2 separate regions of the Homo sapiens genome follow, and region 2 is linked to region 1. A link is a loop called in an ENCODE intact Hi-C map of the cell type or tissue named here. Cell type or tissue: PC-3. All regions are shown on one strand. Each heading gives the region's core, and the rest is flanking DNA. Links, peaks and the distances in the headings are about the cores only. Region 1 overlaps UMODL1 (uromodulin like 1). Region 2 overlaps ZBTB21 (zinc finger and BTB domain containing 21).

What was found. Hi-C counts contacts between places; a loop is a spot of excess contacts. Peaks named below come from ENCODE experiments on the same cell type or tissue, not always from the same donor. Only the 100,000 strongest peaks of a DNase experiment are listed, where the experiment ranks them.
Region 2: it touches region 1 in a loop (4-fold over the local background); 80 of 110 quality-filtered maps call a loop at or near these places.

Annotation. Positions count from the first base shown.
Region 1 is chr21:42,114,039-42,122,372 of GRCh38, reverse strand. UMODL1 (uromodulin like 1) reads right to left here. Exons shown (of 23, transcript NM_001004416.3): 14 at 6,388-6,500; 15 at 3,049-3,262; 16 at 1,149-1,286. Among named protein-coding and RNA genes, the nearest start is that of UMODL1-AS1, 9.7 kb to the right of the region's middle. RefSeq lists enhancers at 1-822, 1,542-1,671, 1,659-2,364. In PC-3, for the core only: CTCF peaks have their summits at 4,543, 4,749 (motif pointing right) and 8,032; DNase peaks (open chromatin) are centred at 2,172, 4,792 and 8,092; H3K4me3 peaks cover 757 bases; H3K27ac peaks cover 3,370 bases.
Region 2 is chr21:41,997,812-42,006,145 of GRCh38, reverse strand. ZBTB21 (zinc finger and BTB domain containing 21) reads left to right here. Exons shown (of 3, transcript NM_001098402.2): 2 at 3,185-3,249. Among named protein-coding and RNA genes, the nearest start is that of ZNF295-AS1, 7.2 kb to the left of the region's middle. In PC-3, for the core only: no CTCF peak of the experiment used is centred there; a DNase peak (open chromatin) is centred at 3,485; H3K4me3 peaks cover 528 bases; H3K27ac peaks cover 2,274 bases.

The sequences.
Region 1 (8,334 bases), core at 154-8,153:
CCTCCTCTTGAGGTCCTTGTGCCCAAACTTCCCACTCCAGCTCCCTTCTTGCCCCCAGAGCAGGTTCAGTTTCAATGCCTAGGAGAACAAGGGGCCCGGAAAGCTTTCCAATCCACCCACCTGTTCTCGGGGTGGTCTATATGGAAGCAGACCCCAGACACAGCTCCGCACGTGCCCTCCACCCTCCTTCAGCAGTGGCTCCATCATCTGTGGGCCTGGTTTGTGCCTTCTTTTATCTCAGAGTGGGGCTTGCCCAGCCCCAGCACCCTGCAGCTCCACCCAGCTCACTCCTGTCTCTGGGCCATAGTCCAAACCATTGCTGAGGACTTCACAGTTGGCTGCTGCCTCACCCGCCTCCCTGGGCAGCCTGCTTCTCGCTCTCTGCCACCCATCTCCTGCAGGTCCCTGCATGTGAGATCACGCCCATCACCAGCTCTGTTCTCACCACGGCACCCACCCACCATGCCCTGCCCTCCCTGCTGGGTGCCATCTTAGCTATCCATTAAGACCAGCTTCAAGACACCACTTCCAGGAAGCCCTCCCTGGCCACACTCACTGGACTGAAGCAACTTAGCCTCCTCTGTGCTTCCTGATTCTACCTCAAGCAGGACACGTTCTATAGCCCCCCGGATACCACACTCACTGGTATAAATGCCCACCTCCCTTCACTTGACGCAGATTCCTGGATAGCAGTGGCCAACGTGGGGTCAGTGTTAAATCCACTAAGACCCCGTTTAGCAGGAAAAGAGCTGGGTGGAAAGAGTGGCCAAGAGGAAACATTCCCCTGTGTCGCGTGTCCCACGGCTGCGTGTTTCACAAGACGGTCGCTCAGCATCTGCACGTTCACACCTCATGTATGTGTATATTTTCTCTCCATGGATATCAGAGCTAGCACTTGGAGAGATAAGGCACTGCCCAGAAGCCTGGACACATATGAAAGAATGGGAAGGAACATGCACACACGTACACACATGTACACATACATCACACACACACACACACACGTGCACCCACATCACACACAGGAAACTTCCCCAGGACATAAAAATATGACCTCAGAGGGACAAGAAGCCCTTTGCACGTGAATGTCCTTAAAAAAAACCGATTATGATACAGTATTCCAGAAGAAGAAACTCTGACGACATTACCTTCACAGGGTCTCTCAGAATATTCCACAGGGAAGTCGGGGGCTCCTCCCTCGCAGCTACAAGTGAAAGACCCGAGGGTGTTTCGACAGGATGTCCCCGGCACACAGTCGTCCTCCTTCCTTTCACACTCATCGTAATCTGCACAACATTTAGAAGACAAAACAGAAGAACATCCCTGGGGGCTTGTGGTCTCACAGCAGCCTGGTTGGGGGAGAGTGCATCTCACAGACAAAGCTGGAAACTCCAGCCACAGCAGACTGCAGTCAAGCTCACCAGTTCTGGAAAGTACAGGAGGCTTCCTGAAGCTGGGGCTGGGAATGGCTAAGTATGTCTGCAGGGGCTGTTCTGGAAGGAGGATTCTGGCCCAGGGCTGGGAGGGGGATCTGGGCAGAGCAGGGCCATCCCTTCAGTTCCCGGGAGTAACCAGGAGATGCACAGGCCCCCAGATCCACCTCGGTCCAGCCCAAGGGACCCAGGCTGCAAGCCCAACCCTGGGCAGAAGGCCCTCAGGCCATTTGCCTTTCGCCATGATGCTGGGTTGATTGTTGACAGCAAAACAGGTTTACTGCAGAACATGGATAAGAACCAGAAAAGCGTGGCCAGGGGCAAGTTAGCATGTGGACGTATTTCCTTCCAGCCTTTTAAAATGCAGGCATGCTCTGAGAGCATAGCTTGCCTCTGCCACCAACTAGCTCCATGCAAATCCACAAACCGCTATTCTCATCATTGCATAACAGCCCGGGGCGGGGACACCTGGTAACTTAGCACCTTCTTTGTTACTGGATGATTGGTGATTTCCAACTCTTTGGCTTTTAAAGTAACACTGAAGATGAACATCTTTGTATTTAAACTACGGTCCAAACAGATCAAATTCCTTAGGACAAAGTCGTAGAGCTGATATTTCAGAATCCAAGTGGATGGCCACTTTGAAAGCGTTTGATTTATGTCACCAAACTGGTTTCCAGGAAGCATGAGCAAATCCTTCTGCCACCAGCAATCTGTGCAAACACCTGCCTCACTACACTTTCACCAGTATTCATGTCAGCAGTAAAGAGACCTTTTGTTTGCAATTTGATGGGCAAACAGTGCAATGCATTCTAATGGGGATGTCTTGGGTTACCACATCTTTGTTAGTCATTCATATTTCTTCTTTTATACCTTGTCTGTGTAGAGCTTTCGTGCATTTATCCATCAGGTTCTTAATATTTATCTATTTGTATGATCTCTCTATATATTTGGGATACTAACACTTCACCAAATTATTGAAAAATTTTTTGTTTACTTTGCGTTAAAATGGTGCCTTTATTTTGATTTATCTCTGCATGCAGTCAGCATCTCATCGTTTTCCTCTAAAAATCGTATTTTCTTTAGGAAGTCCTTCTTATTCTAAAAATCAAAAAATTAATATGAATCTCCAATTTTTAAAAAGTCTTTTGTTTCTGATACATGTAACTATAAGCCATTCATCATTTATGTTCAAGTATGATAGGAGAAAAGAATCTGAATTGTCTTTTTCTCCCTGCTTTTCTCGTTAATTATCTTTACTGGGATCTCCTTGGGAACTATGCTTGGGGGAGAGTCTGGCTGCAGAGAGGGATGCATCTGCCCTCAGCCCATGGAAACAAGCAGCGAGGGGGCAGTCGACCCGGAAAGAAAGCAGCACCCCTGGGGATCTGCAGGTTCACCCAAAGATGTTTTCAACACTTCAACCTTTACACAATTATAATCACAATAAGAGGGACAGACAGGGTCCTATCTATTTCACATCTTCATCTAATTCTGGGGGAAGAAGGACCACATGGGCACAACACGACATCTTTCAAAAGCGAAGGGTGGTGGCTGCCCTCTGGCTGCCTCTGGTTCCAGAACACGGGAGAGGCTCCATCCCAGCCTCTCGTACCCTGTATGAAGGTGTCGCCTCTGATCACCTCCAGCAGAGGCACGGTCTGGAAGGCGGTGAGAAATGCAGCTGACACCTCCTGGACATCCACATCTGCGATTATCAGCAAGTGAAACTCCACCACGATGCTGCCGTTGGTGACGCTGACGACTTCCATCCTGACCCCACCAGCGTCCATGTGCTGACACATGGTGGCTGGCAGGGAGCCCCGCACCTGCGGGGAAAGAGGCCATGTGAGGAGGTCCCCACGCTGAGAGGAAACAGATGCCCGTCTCAAGGCGGTTCCTCCTGCCAGTCTGCCCAGCAGCAGGGCTGGCCCGTGGCACAAAGTAAAAGCCACAGGTTGGTTCTGGGCCCCTTTCCTGTCTGCTGTGTTTTCAAGCCCAGCACAAACGCCTGGGAGTGTCTGTGATATGAGAAGAGCCCTTGTTTCCCCCCCCAAACCAGTAAACGGCTTCAGAAAGATGCCTGTGGGGCGAGGGTGGGACTTGGGGGCACAGGCAGAGACCCTACCTCATGGGGCTTAAAATTTGCTGGGGGCTCACAAGGGCTTCTAGAACCTAATACTCCTGGTTTGCAGCCACCGAGGGCAGGGGGCTGAGTGCAGGGTCGTGGGGAGGGAGACCACTTCCCGCTGCCTTCTCTGGAACAGCTCTTTTGCTCCTGGCACTGCAGAACATGTCCCCTTTCATTCTTCCTCCCTACCTCTCCCCAGACTGCTTCCTGTGAGCATTTCCAACTTCCCCATTAGGACAGGGGGTTCCTGCCCCCGAACGCCCTGCTTTCTACTCTGTCTCTTTGGACACAGTCACACACCACACGCTATATGATTGATTCCATGCTAACCCATCATGGTCAAAGCACTCAGAAAGGCAAACAATCTTATAATGAGCTTCAATCATCCTCAGTGCAAACCTCCTATGGGTACTTCCAGGGTTTGTCCTCACAGGTGCGATGGCTCAAGGCCTGGGTCATGGACTCACTTCCCGGCTTCTGGGCCACCAAGGTGAACAGATCCATTGTCCCTCTCAGAGCCTGTGGACCCCAGGGAGACCACAGCTGCCCTTGGTTGGCTCAGTAGATGACTGTTGTCGTGACCATCTTCACAATCAGTTCTTCCCTCTCTCTTTCTCTCAGAGGAATCTGGCATAGTCTTGGATTAATGTGACTTTTAGCTGCATTTCAAACCAACCTCTAAGCAAACTTCCAGGCCCCTTGCTAGGAAGTGGTGAAGAGCCAGGGACCAAGCCATGCAGCCAACACCTCCTGACATCCACGTCTGCGGTTATCAGCAAGTGAAACCCCCGAAATTTCTCTTAACATCCTACTTCTGTGATTAAGTTGTATAATTATTTGCTGTCCTGAAATTCTAGGCAAACAGAAAAACAACACCCCAAAAATGGGCAAAGGAAGAAATGGTTCAAAGAGGAAAGATTAATCAAGAAACTCGGGAAGGAAACGGAGCTGCCTCTTTTGACCACTCGAGCCAGGTGGAAGGATTCAGTGTTTGTTGTTTAATATTCTAACTACTATTTAACCTTATCAATGAAATCACATTATTAATCAAACCGTCAACAACTGTTGAATGCACAAACCAGGAGCAGGGAATGAGCTAGGCCGTTCCCAAAGGCTGTCGAATCTTCTCATCTGTGGGGGAAGCGCTGGGGTTTGCAGCCCTGCTACGGTATTACCACGACAGGCCACTAGGTGGCAATGTCAAACCCTCTCTGTGCTGAGCTCAGACTCAGGAAATCTACAATGTGAGATTCCGTGCAAACAAAATCACTAGATTATGACAAGGGCACTCCCTATACCTCAAAAAGTCCACAAGAAGGCATGTCACTAAATGGTAACAGATAGCATCCTGGAGAATGCTGAGGGGATGGCAGGGAGGAATGCAGGAAAGAGCAGGAAAAGAACTTTCTCTGAGGCAGGGGCATTGCAGCACTATTTATAACAGACAGAAGGCGGGAGCCGCCCAGTGCGCTCGGTGAATGAATGGATGAGACTGCATGGGTTATGCCCCAGCCATAACAAGGAATCCAGTGCTGACACATGCTGCCACGTGGATGAAACCAGAAAACCTCATTTTAACTGAAAGAAGCCAGACACAAAAAGTCACATATTGTATGATTCTGTTTCTGTGAAATGTCCACAATGGGCAAATCTATAGAGACAAAAAGCAGATAAGTGATTACCAGGAGCTGGAGGAAGTGGCGAGAGGGAGTGACTTTTTTTTTTCTGTTTTTGAGATGGGGTCTTGCTCTGTCACCTAGGCTGGAGTGCAGTGGCAAGATCTCAGCTCACTGCAACCTCTGCCTCCTGGTTTCAAGCGATTCTCCTGCCTCAGCCTCCTGAGTACCTCGGATTACAGGCACCCGCCACCACATCCGGCTAATTTTTGTATTTTTAGTAGAGATGGGGTTTCGCCATGTTGGCCAGGCTAGTCTAGAACTCCTGACCTCAGGCGATCCACCCACCTCAGCCTCCCAAAGTGCTAGGATTATAGACATGAGCCACCATGCCCAGCTGCGAGTGACTTCTAATGGGTATAAGGTTTCTTTTTGGGTGATGAAAATGTTCTGGAATTAGTAGTGATGGTTGCACAATTTTGCAAAATAGTCTAAACCACTGAATTGTACAGTTTAAAAGTAGATTTTATGGTCTGTGAAATAAATCTCATTTTTTACAGGTTTAAAAAAAAAAAACCGTGGAGGGACTTTCTGCTTCATAGGTTCCACAACTGAAAAACAGGTTTCACTGGACAGAAAGTGAAGTGTGAAGTAAGGATGCAGCAGAGGAAGAGTTGTGCCTCCTGTCTGCTAACCGTGTCTTCGCCGGGGCAGATCCAGGGACACTCAGGGAGTCAGGCCAGAGCTTAACGTCCTGGCTTCCTTCAGAAATGAGGAGCTCATAGGACCTATAGGTCAAATTCCTAGTTGGATGAGACTAGAATTCTTTTTTTTTTTTTCCCACAGGGTTTCACTCTGTTGTCCAGGCTAGAGTGCAGTGGCACGATCTCGGCTTACTGCAACCTCTGCCTCCTGGGTTCAAGAGATTCTCCTGCCTTAGCCTGCTGAGTAGCTGAGGTCACAAACATGCGCCACCATGACAGGCTCATTTTTTGTATTTTTTTTTTTTTTTTTTTTTTTGGTGGAGATGGGGTTTTGCCATGTTGCCCAGGCTGGTCTTGAACTCCTGAGCTCAGGCAATCTGCCCGCCTCTGCCTCCCAAAGTGCTAGGATTACAGGGGTGAGCCACCGTGCCTAACCTAGAATTCTATCAGCCTTCCACCCTTTCCCTCCTGAAAGGAATTAAGGGCTGATATCACCAACTCACCATCCTGAAGAATAGTTCTAGGAAATCTCGATACTCCTGGCTGCTTGCGTTGCGAAAGGATTCTGAGTACCTGACATTTTTGATTCTGACCTTTCCAATGAGCTTCCGGGCTGCTGCAGGATGGAGGATAAGCACATTTGGAATTGGTGCTGTATTAGATAACAGACTAACATTTCAATATTAATAAATGTATTTTCATGTCCAGGAAGAGCATCACACCAAAGCCAACCCGTGTTCTAGAAAGAAGGAATAGTGCCAGGGCTCAGGGACACAGCCCATCAGATTCCAGAGGACACAGAACACAGCCTGAACACAGTGGGAGAACCTTCCAGAGGCCACAGAGCCAGCTCGCCCCTGCAACTGTCTCCCCACCACACATAGCCTTCCTTCCTTGCTGCCGTTCCCCCATGCTGGGGTTCAGACAATTTCCCAGCAAGCTGGCATGACTTGAAGCATGTGGAGGCACCATTAAATAACTTTGCCAGGGCTACGGGTGCAAACTGGGCTGTCCCAGGTATAACAGGACTTAGGGCCCTGGCCAGGCCTCTGCTCAGAGTCCACGTGGCCACAGGGTGCCCAGGGGTCTTGTTTGGAGCCAGTCCTTCTTCCTCCCCCAGCAGCCCCACCTCCCCTGGTCTATGGGCAGTCCCTGTTTTGGCATCATCTGTTCCATCTGAATCTTTTCCCTCCGCAGAGGGCTTCTAGGAGTATGTGGCACATAAATGTGGTCCAGGAATGTCGCCATCCCATCCTGGCCCTGGCATGGCAGCCACCCCAGTGTTCAGTCAGTCCCTCACCAGATATTTGCAAAGCGCCTGCCATGCGCCAGAGGCATTCTAGACAGTGAAGGAGAAAGACACAGCTCTCCCCTCAGGGGGCTTAGAGTCCATCTCCCCAGAGCTTCTCACTAAGTTTAAGACAAACCACAGAGCCATTCTGCTATGCATTCCTGGGCGAACCCCAAACTCTACGTCCTTGAGATCATTGTTGTTGCTGCCCCTGAGGGCTTCTGGTTCAGTCTCCATGGCTGGCATGAGCAACCCAGTCTGAAAGCCATCAGTAGCAGGACAGGTGCACAGGTGAGAGCAGGTATAAGTGCACCCACAGGTTTGGGGTCCCCCGTGCAGCCTGTCCCGTCCAGAGCAGCTGAGACCTTCAGAGGCCCAACTCTGGCTCTCAGACCCCAGAGCCACCCTGTCTGACTGTCCAGCCAGCACTGATCTCCCTCCTCTCCAGCTGCTCGTGAACGTGCACAATTCACGTCATGCACTCCATCTGTTCTCTAATTTCTCAGGCCATGGCTGATTAGTACTTTAAAGCACATACATAGTTCTCAACTTCTATTATTGCATCCCAATAGACCATCTTATGCCTCTCTCAAGGGGTGTGCGCCCCACTGTGCAGACCACTGCTATCAATGCTGCCCACAGTGTGAAACCATCCTACACCTCCCTCAAGGGGTGTGCGCCCCACCGTGCAGACCACTGCTATCAACGCTTGGGAAGCTGCCCATGGCGTGAAAACCAGCTTGCAACATCAGACACGCTCTTGACTACCCAGGTAAGGTACACATAAGAAAATACCCAGGTAGCGATGCTAATGAAAAGAAAAGAGGAATTTCATCCAAATATGTGTAATATTGTCACTGTCCAGCTGGAACGCAGTGGAGTCTATGTTTGATTCATTATTGCTCAATTCTTTACTTTGTGGCCCCAGGCTCTGGCAGGCTGCTCACAGATCATCCATGTGACTGCCGATTGTCTGTTGATGTCCTTCCTGAAAGCCAAGTCCTCTGTAGGACTGTTGAGATCAGAGGGAGTGGATGCAGCTCAACAGATGAGCACCGCATGCATTTTCCATGCTGCCTCCCCCGGAGGACATGGGTGAGCCGCACCCGCAGCCTTCCAGGCGCAGTCTATGGCACTCTGCTGCCGCCTCCATACCCGT
Region 2 (8,334 bases), core at 277-8,276, 120 kb after region 1:
ACCACACCTGGCTAAGAAAATTTTAAAAGTCATTTGAAACCAGATTTTATAGAGACCTTTAGTCATTGTTTTAAAAATTTTAGCCTAATGGAGAACAATTGTTTTTATTATTTTATTTTTAAACAGGATCAAAGCTGGTTCTCTTCATTCAGATCTTAGGTCTCAGCTGAAATATTCCATCAAGGTATTTTCTGACCATCCTCTCTAGGCACTGCATCCAGCGATATAGCACCTTATTTATTTCCACCATAACTTTTAGCAGAATCTGAGGTTGTCTTTTTTATTTGTTTCCTTAGCATCTGATTTATCTCACTAGAAAGTGGGGGTCTTGTCTGTTTGGTGCACCCCTATATTTCAGATAAATCTAACCATGCCTTGTACAGAATTGGAATTCAGTAAATAAGTTGAATTAATAATAGGAATATTTAACGTGTATGTTGGGTGAGCGATCAAAGCTTTGTTCTAAGAAGCTCAGTCTAGAAGCTGTATTAGGATGGGTTTGGAAGGCATGACAAGGAACAGTGAATACCACGTGGAAATATATTAGGGTTCTTTAATAACAAGAACAGAAACTGTCTGGCTTGAATGGAAAAAGTAGTTTATTGTAAAGATACAGGGTTGCTCTTGGACTTAAAAGAAAAGCTAAAAAACTGGGCCAGGAAGAAGGACAAAAACCAAGCTAACTCCAGGAATCTATGTAGCAGGCACTAGCAAGGTTGCATTTTCAGGCCTCCGTTGAGATAAGTCAGCTTCATTTATTTATTGCCTTTGTCATTCTTCTCAGGATTCATATTCCGAGGACAAAGTTTCTGATTGGTTTGGCTTTGGTTGTATGGTTAGCCCAGAGGTAGGGGAGAGGAGCACATCAGGCTGTAGCACACAGTGGGACAAGAGCAGTTCTTCTATAGCAAAATCATGGGGCTGTTAACAGGAGGTGGAATGGCTGTGTAGTGGCTGGAAGAAAACAGCAAAGGCTGTGACCAGAGTCTGCTCTGCTAAGGTGCAAAGGAGCTTGAACTATGTTGGAGTAGGATCATTCTCCTGAATGTGGCCAAGAACAACCATCAAACCAAAATCAAACCCCCTTGTTAGAGACTGAAAGTGTGGTGAAATGGAATACAAGATAGTAACATGACTCCTCTTGAAGGATTGGATAAGCTAGTCTAGGTTTGAAATCTGAGGATATTTGCGTTGTCACCAAGTGAGTGATGATAAGACCGAAACTCAGAGGCAACTTCCTATCACCATCAAATAGTAAAATCCAATGGTAGGTGTTACGGCTAAATCCTGAAATGAGGGTTTGGGGATAAGCAGTCTGTGTGTGTGTGTTTATGTTCCAAAGTCAAATGTAGATGCTTTGTTTTTTTAACTAGGTATTTGCCTTGTGTTACATGCATTCCCTCTTTTTTCTAGTATCATGGTTAGGACTATAGAAGCAATCCCCAACATTCCAAAGGACCCATGTTCCCAGAGTTGAAATCTAGGTTGATGCTGGATGTAAAGAGCCATTTTCCTGTAGAACTGGTAGTAGCAGTTTTGTGGCTAGTCTGGGAGCCAACTTAATTTATAGTGTACCTTAGCTATGACACTAGTCCAAGTAGGTGAGATTATTTTGATCCCTTTCCATCTCTGTTTCTCACCCCCTCACTCACCCCCTGGTACCCTTCTGAGTGCCAAGTCGCTTTGCTTTCCTCTGCTTCTCACTAGAATGCTCTATATTCGAAATTGCCTACCTTCCCTCTCCCTCAAAAATCTTAATTCCATACAACTGATTTAACACTCTATAAAGAGGAAAGTATTTGCATTGAATTAATTTATGTTAAGATATGAGGCCGGGCGCGGTGGCTCATATCTTACAGGTGGCTGGCCTGTAATCCCAGCACTTTGGGAGACCGAGGTGGGCAGATCGCCTGAGGTCAGGAGTTCGAGACCGGCCTGACCAATATGGTGAAACCCCATTTCTACTAAAAATACAAAAATTAGCCAGTCCTGGTGGCTGGCGCCTGTAGTCCCAGCTACTCAGGAGGCTGAGACAGGAGAATTGCTTGAACCCAGGAGGCGGAGGTTGCAGTGAGCCAAGATCATGCCACTGCACTCCAGCCTGGGTGACAGAGTGAGACTCTTCAAAAAAAAAAAAAAAAGATGTGAGATATGAGTCCCCCACCCCCTTAGCATTTATTACCTGAGGAATTTGAAGTGATGGTATGAAATAATCTTCTGGAATCCAGTTCTGAAGGGTTTTGTAGCCATTCCAGGGAATTGGAAGTTGAGGCCAGGGCAAGCCCTTGGAAGGTTTTAAGCCCCAGCAAGGCCAGATGAGCATTTCTGAAAAGCGTCTATAGTAGAAATGTAAAGAATGGAACCTTTAGTATTAGAGGTTGACTATCCCTTATCTGAAATGCTTGGGACCAGAAGTGTTTCAGATTTCAGATTGTTTGGGATTTTGAAATATTCTCATTATACCCAGTGGTTCAGCGTCCCTAATCCAAAAGTCCAAAATGCTCTAATGAGCCTTTCCTTTGTGCATCATGTCGTTGCTCAGAAAGTAGTTTTGGGTTTTTGGACTAGAGATATTCAGCTTGTATTATAATTGTCAAAGGAGTGATGAGTCCCAAGCCTTCCTTAGGACTATTCACTCATAGTTAATAGTGAATAGTTCCCACTATTCACTCTTCCACCCTCCTACACCCTGGCCAAATTAATTGCTTCCTGGAATCAGTATTCCCGTAGCATTCTTCACATCCTTTGTTAATTATTGTCTGTCCTAACATGGAAATGTGAGCTACAGGAGAACAAGAAGCAGGCCAGTTACTCATCTCCCCATCACCAGCACCTCTTGTGATGTGTGGTGGGTAGCAGGCCCACGCAAGCATCTGTGAGGGGAAGTGGAGAAGGAAGGAAGATGTGCATGTGCCACATGGGAAGTGCTGAACGTACTGGGGCTTTCAAACATGTTGCCTCTTCTGTCCTTCATAAAAATCCTATGTGGTGGGTAGTGTTAGCCATGTTTAACAGGTAAGGAAACTAGTCAGAAAGGTTGAGTCATCTTTAGAAGGTTCCATGCCTAATAGGTGGCGGAGCCAGGATTTGAGACAAATAGACTGATTCGAAAGGCTTTTCCATGGAACTGTAAGGTCTTCTGTGAATTGTTAACCATAAAGATTCTCTCATTTTGAAATTTCAGAAGACATGAAGTAGAAACAATCCAGGAAGGCTTTGGGAAGCTATTTGTGTGCGAGGATCAAAGTGGTAAGCAAGCCGGCCCTATTTTAGAAACTGGTTTTCCTGGGGGGTTTTCCTCTTAGTTTTTTCTGTTGCTCGTAAATAGACCTTTTCTCCAAATTTCACCCACTGGTCTTTTAAGAGCTCCAAGGTTTTTCCACCATGACTGAAGTGGCAGAAGTTCTGCCGTGATGAGTCAGGTGGAGATGAGCCGTGGAAAGGAGGGGCGTAGACGGTGGTGGCAGCAGTGCGTGTTTATGTGTAAGATGCACTGCTTCTGTAAGTCGGAGGCCCTGATTACTCATAATGAAAACCTGCATGGAAATTTGGAGTGATGTGCCAGCAAACTTATCGGTCTAGATCTGAAAAATACACTGAGGAGAAAGTACACCCGGCAACAAAGCTCGCCTTATCTGACAGCAGAAGAGCAGAGAAATCAAAAGTTTTTGAGGATTCGGTGTACACAGCCACCAGCCACAAACAGTCTTGCTGGATTATCTCGTGATCGTCAGCAGTTGTGATTTTCCCCCTTTTTACTTACATTCTTGATGGATGGAGCATTTTATATTTTTAGGTAATTGTTAAACTCAAATATACTGACTGTCATTAAAACACAAAAATTCAATATGTTAATTGTCTGTCTGCAGCCAGACTAGGAAAGGGTACATTGTTTTCAAAACTTAATAATTGAATTAAAATGTAAAAAAAACAAGGGCCTTAATGTGAAGGTGAGGGATCTGCATCTCCTAGCTACCCCTGTCTCCTATCTAGACATCTAGAGTCTCTAGATCCTGGGGTACTGGGGAGAATGGACAATGTTGCTTTCCTGTGCAAGATCCTCAGATGACATATTTTAGCCCCCAGGGCGCTCATGCCTCCATCTTCCTCCAGCCTCATGGGCATTTCCTCCCCTATGTGTACCTTTACCTTTCACCAGGCAAAGCCACCTGTGGTTCCCTTGGATTCCTCCTGCTCTGTCTTGTCTCTGTAGTGTTGCATGTACTGCAGCCCAGCCAGCTGATGTGAATCTTGCCCTGCTACTTATTATCTGTCTGACATTGAGCATGTTACTTAACCCTCTGTGCCTCGGTTTTCTCATCTGTAGAATGGAGATAATAATAGTACCTAACTCCTAGGGTTGATGTCAATATTGAGTTAATACATTAAAAGTGTTTTCTTTTGTGTGTGTGGCAGAATAAGCACCCAAATTATAGCTGTTATTGAGTACCTAGTTACTGTTCTACTGAAAGGAATGGAAAATAAATACTCGTCCCTCGAAATGTCCTTCATCCTTCCTATCTCTTCCCAGCATTCCCTATAAAACTTTCTTCGTAGAACGCCCTTCCTGGCCTCCATCTCACCTGGCTCTGATGCCTGTCATCTATACTGCGTCTCTACCTCTGCAAACATCCTGTCTGCTGCTCAGCATACTGGACTAGGCTGATGAATTGACCTGTTCTCTTCCTGCACAAGACCTTAAGCTCCATGAGGCAGGGCCATACTTGTTAAATTGATATCTTCCATGTCTAGAAGGGTTCTAGCACACACTAGACAGATGCTAGCCATAAGTCTATAATTGTCTGGGTGACCTTAGGCAAATGACTTGACCTCTCAATGCCTCAGTTTTCTCATTTGTTTGTAAAAAGGATTGATGACACTGTCTAGTTCAGAAGATGATACGAGAATTGGAAGAGGAAACTAGAGGCAGTGTCGTGTAGGGGTTAAGAGCTTAGCCTCTGGATCCAAGCCAGCTGATGTGAATCCTGCTCTGCTACTTATCTCTATGACGTTGAGCATGTTACTTGACCGTCTGTGCCTCAGTTTTCTCATCTGTAAAATGGGGATAATAATAGTACCTACCTCCTATGGTTGATGTAAATATTGAGTTAATACATAAAAATAACTTCTTTATTTTTGTGTATGTGACAGAATAAACACCCAAATTTTAGCTGTTATTAAGTACCTAGTTACTGTTCTACTGAATGGAATGGAAAATAAATACTCTATAAAGTTATTCTGCACTTGTGTATCAGGAATTTGGACATCTTGAGGCACTTTTCAGGCAGGTGTGATGGCTCTAAATGGAGGTTATAGGAAAGTTAAGTTTTAAATCCCCAATAATTTTCAGGGACAGTGAGTATTTCTCTTACAACTTAACTTTGAATGACTTTATTATTGTCCCCTAGTCCATAGATGTTTTCATCCAAAGAAGATAGAGGTCTGTGATCCAAGAAATTTGAAGCAGTGACTTAGAGCAGAAATAGGGATCATGATACTTTGAATAATGCATAAAGAAGGAAACCTTTCTAAACAAAAGGGACACAAATGTTGCTTTTTTGGCAACGGGATGCATACGGTCTGTGGAATACCATTTGCTTCAGGTCCAGGGATGTAGAAAACTCCCCTTGGTTTAGTCTTCACACTAAAGGGCCAGGACAAGCCCTTGGAAGGGAGGTTTTAGTGTGAAGTGGTTAGCCGTTACCTGTGCTTCGAGTTCTGTTTGTGTCTTAGTTTGGATTCCCCCAAAAGTAGACCCCAAGACAAGGATTCAGAGGTAGACGTTTATTTGGGAACTGATCCCAGGAAGCACAAGAAAGGAAGTAGGGACAGTAAGGCGGAGATGGAGGCTCATAAAGGGTACATTGATGAACAGGTTGCTGCTCACGTGTAGGATATCAAAACTGAATTCTTTAAAAAATCTGAACTCCTGGTTTTTCTGTCAAACCCCATCTCTCCTAAGGATGCCCTTCCAGTTATTTTGGCAGAATACTTAACTCCACACCTTCTGTTTTCTCCTGCAGTCTGTCCACTAGAAATTCTAATGACTCTGCCTTTACCTCCGTTGCTACCACCCTGGTCCCAGCCACCATCCTCTCTCATCTGGGTCATTACAGTGGACTGCAAGCTGGCCCGCAGCTTCCCCCATAACCTACCCTCTGTTGTCTAATCTCAACAACAGAGCCAGAGCAATCCTTTGGAAATGTAATTCAGGTCTTTGTCATTCCTCTGCTCAGAATCTTCAATGGCTGTCCATTTCATCCATAGTAAAAAATAAAGTTCTTCTGGAGGTCTCCCAGCCCTAGACGGTCTTACTTCTTATTGCCTCTCAGATGTCATCTTACATGGCTCCCAGCACACACTGCTCCATCCCTCCTGTTGCCTTAGCTTCTCCCTTTGTTGTGATGTTCTTCCTCCATTTATCTCCATGGCTCATCCCTCGCCTCCTTCACACCTTCTTTGATCCCATTTTGATGAATGAATGACATGAGAAGTTTCTGGTATAGTTTGTAGTGTAGGTTCCTGTACAGTTAGGTGCTATATAAATGGTAGCGACTATTATTATCTTATTTAATTCCCACAATAGCATTATGTGGTAGCTGCTAGTATTATCCTTATTTTATGGCGAGGTAAACTGAGGCTCAAAGAGGTTGGTTAGCCTAGAACAGTGGCTCTCAAAATATTTTGACTGACCCACAGGAAGGAATACATTTTACATCTCAATCCAGTCCATGCTTGCTTATGTGGGTATGTACATATATATAATAGAAACAAAAGTTTCTCAAGCTCATAATTAGCCTTATGACATTTGATGCATTCTGATATTTTCTACTCTGTCCTAGTCATTTATTTTTTAATTGCTAGTTTTAAACCACCAAGTTGAGTTTAAGAACCCCTTTTGACAAAGACTATCCAAGCCTTTAAATCTGTACCTTTAATTCTGTGTTACAGCTTTTCCCTGTGGCAACATCTGAACTAGCTTTGTCAAAAATTATTAGTGCTAAAAACTCCTCAGTACCCAGCTGAGTCAATACGTGTAACATTATAAGCTTATGTCTTTTTCTGCTGATCTCTGTAAAAGATGGTAAGGGTTTCTTCATACAAATAGATGTAAAGAAAGTATAGTAGGATTAAGGAAAATTTAAATGACTAAGAGAAGAAAAAGGAAGGGAAATTATCAAGTAGTCACAAATAGAATAATTTTTTAAAAAAATAGAGGAATTAAAATTTACCATTTACTTTGAAAGGATGGTAGGCGGGAGTGGACAGAAACTTGGTACAGTCTGACCAAAGTAGTTGTTTGTGGACAGGCTAAAGGCATCATCTCTAGAAGCAAAGTCCTGTGTCTCAGTCGGTTAAATTGAGTCGCATCTTATCAGGGAGTCAGAAGGAATTGTATACCGTGTGTGGCCACTCCCAGGTTGACAGCCTAGGAGACTCTGGGCTCTTCCTGAAGAGCCTGGTGGCTGGGGTAACCAGCAAAGGCCAGAAGAGAACCTACAAATGAGCTGGGGTCAAGTTTGGTTCATCTACAGTTTGCCCGCTAGAGAAAGATAAAACCGTCACAGATAGTTACTTGGGATTCATGTAATCTTAAAAATAAATGTCTTAACAATATTTGAAAGAAAATATGGCATTATAAAATGAAAGGGATGAGCCAGCTGTGGTGGCTCACACCTGTAATCCCAGCACTTTGGGAGGCCGAGGCAGGCAGATCACGTGAGGTCAGGAGTTCGGGACCAGTCTGGCTAATATGGTGAAACCCCAACTATATAAAAATACAAAAATTAGCTGGGCGTGGTGGTGCACGCCTGTAATCCCAGCTACTCAGGAGGCTGAGGCAGGAGAATCGTTTGAACCCAGGAGGCAGAGGTTGCAGGGAGCCAAGACTGAGTCATTGCACTCCAGCCTGGGCAACAGAGCGAGACCCTGTCTAGAAAAAAAAAAAAAAAATGAAAAGGATGAGGTGTTAGAGGAACAGAAGCCTAAATAAAGGGTCAAATACACAGAGTCAGGCATTGTCTCTGCATGAAATGGCTTTGTCTGCATCGAGAGTATGGTGGGGTTAATCTGCCCACTTTCTTTGATACTGAATTAGATGCCTATTAATCCTGCAATTTCTGAAAGTTAAGTGCACATTTGTTGAGTTTTCTTTAGATGAACTCTTTGCAACAACCCTGCAAGAGGAGGGCACAGTTGTCATTCCTAACTCAGGTGAGGGATCTGCCACACCGAGAGGCTAACAGAAACACCCAAGGACAATCAGCCAGCCTGCAAGGAACTGGCATCTCAACCCAAGTGTCTGGCACCAGAGCTTGCACTCTACCACTAGGC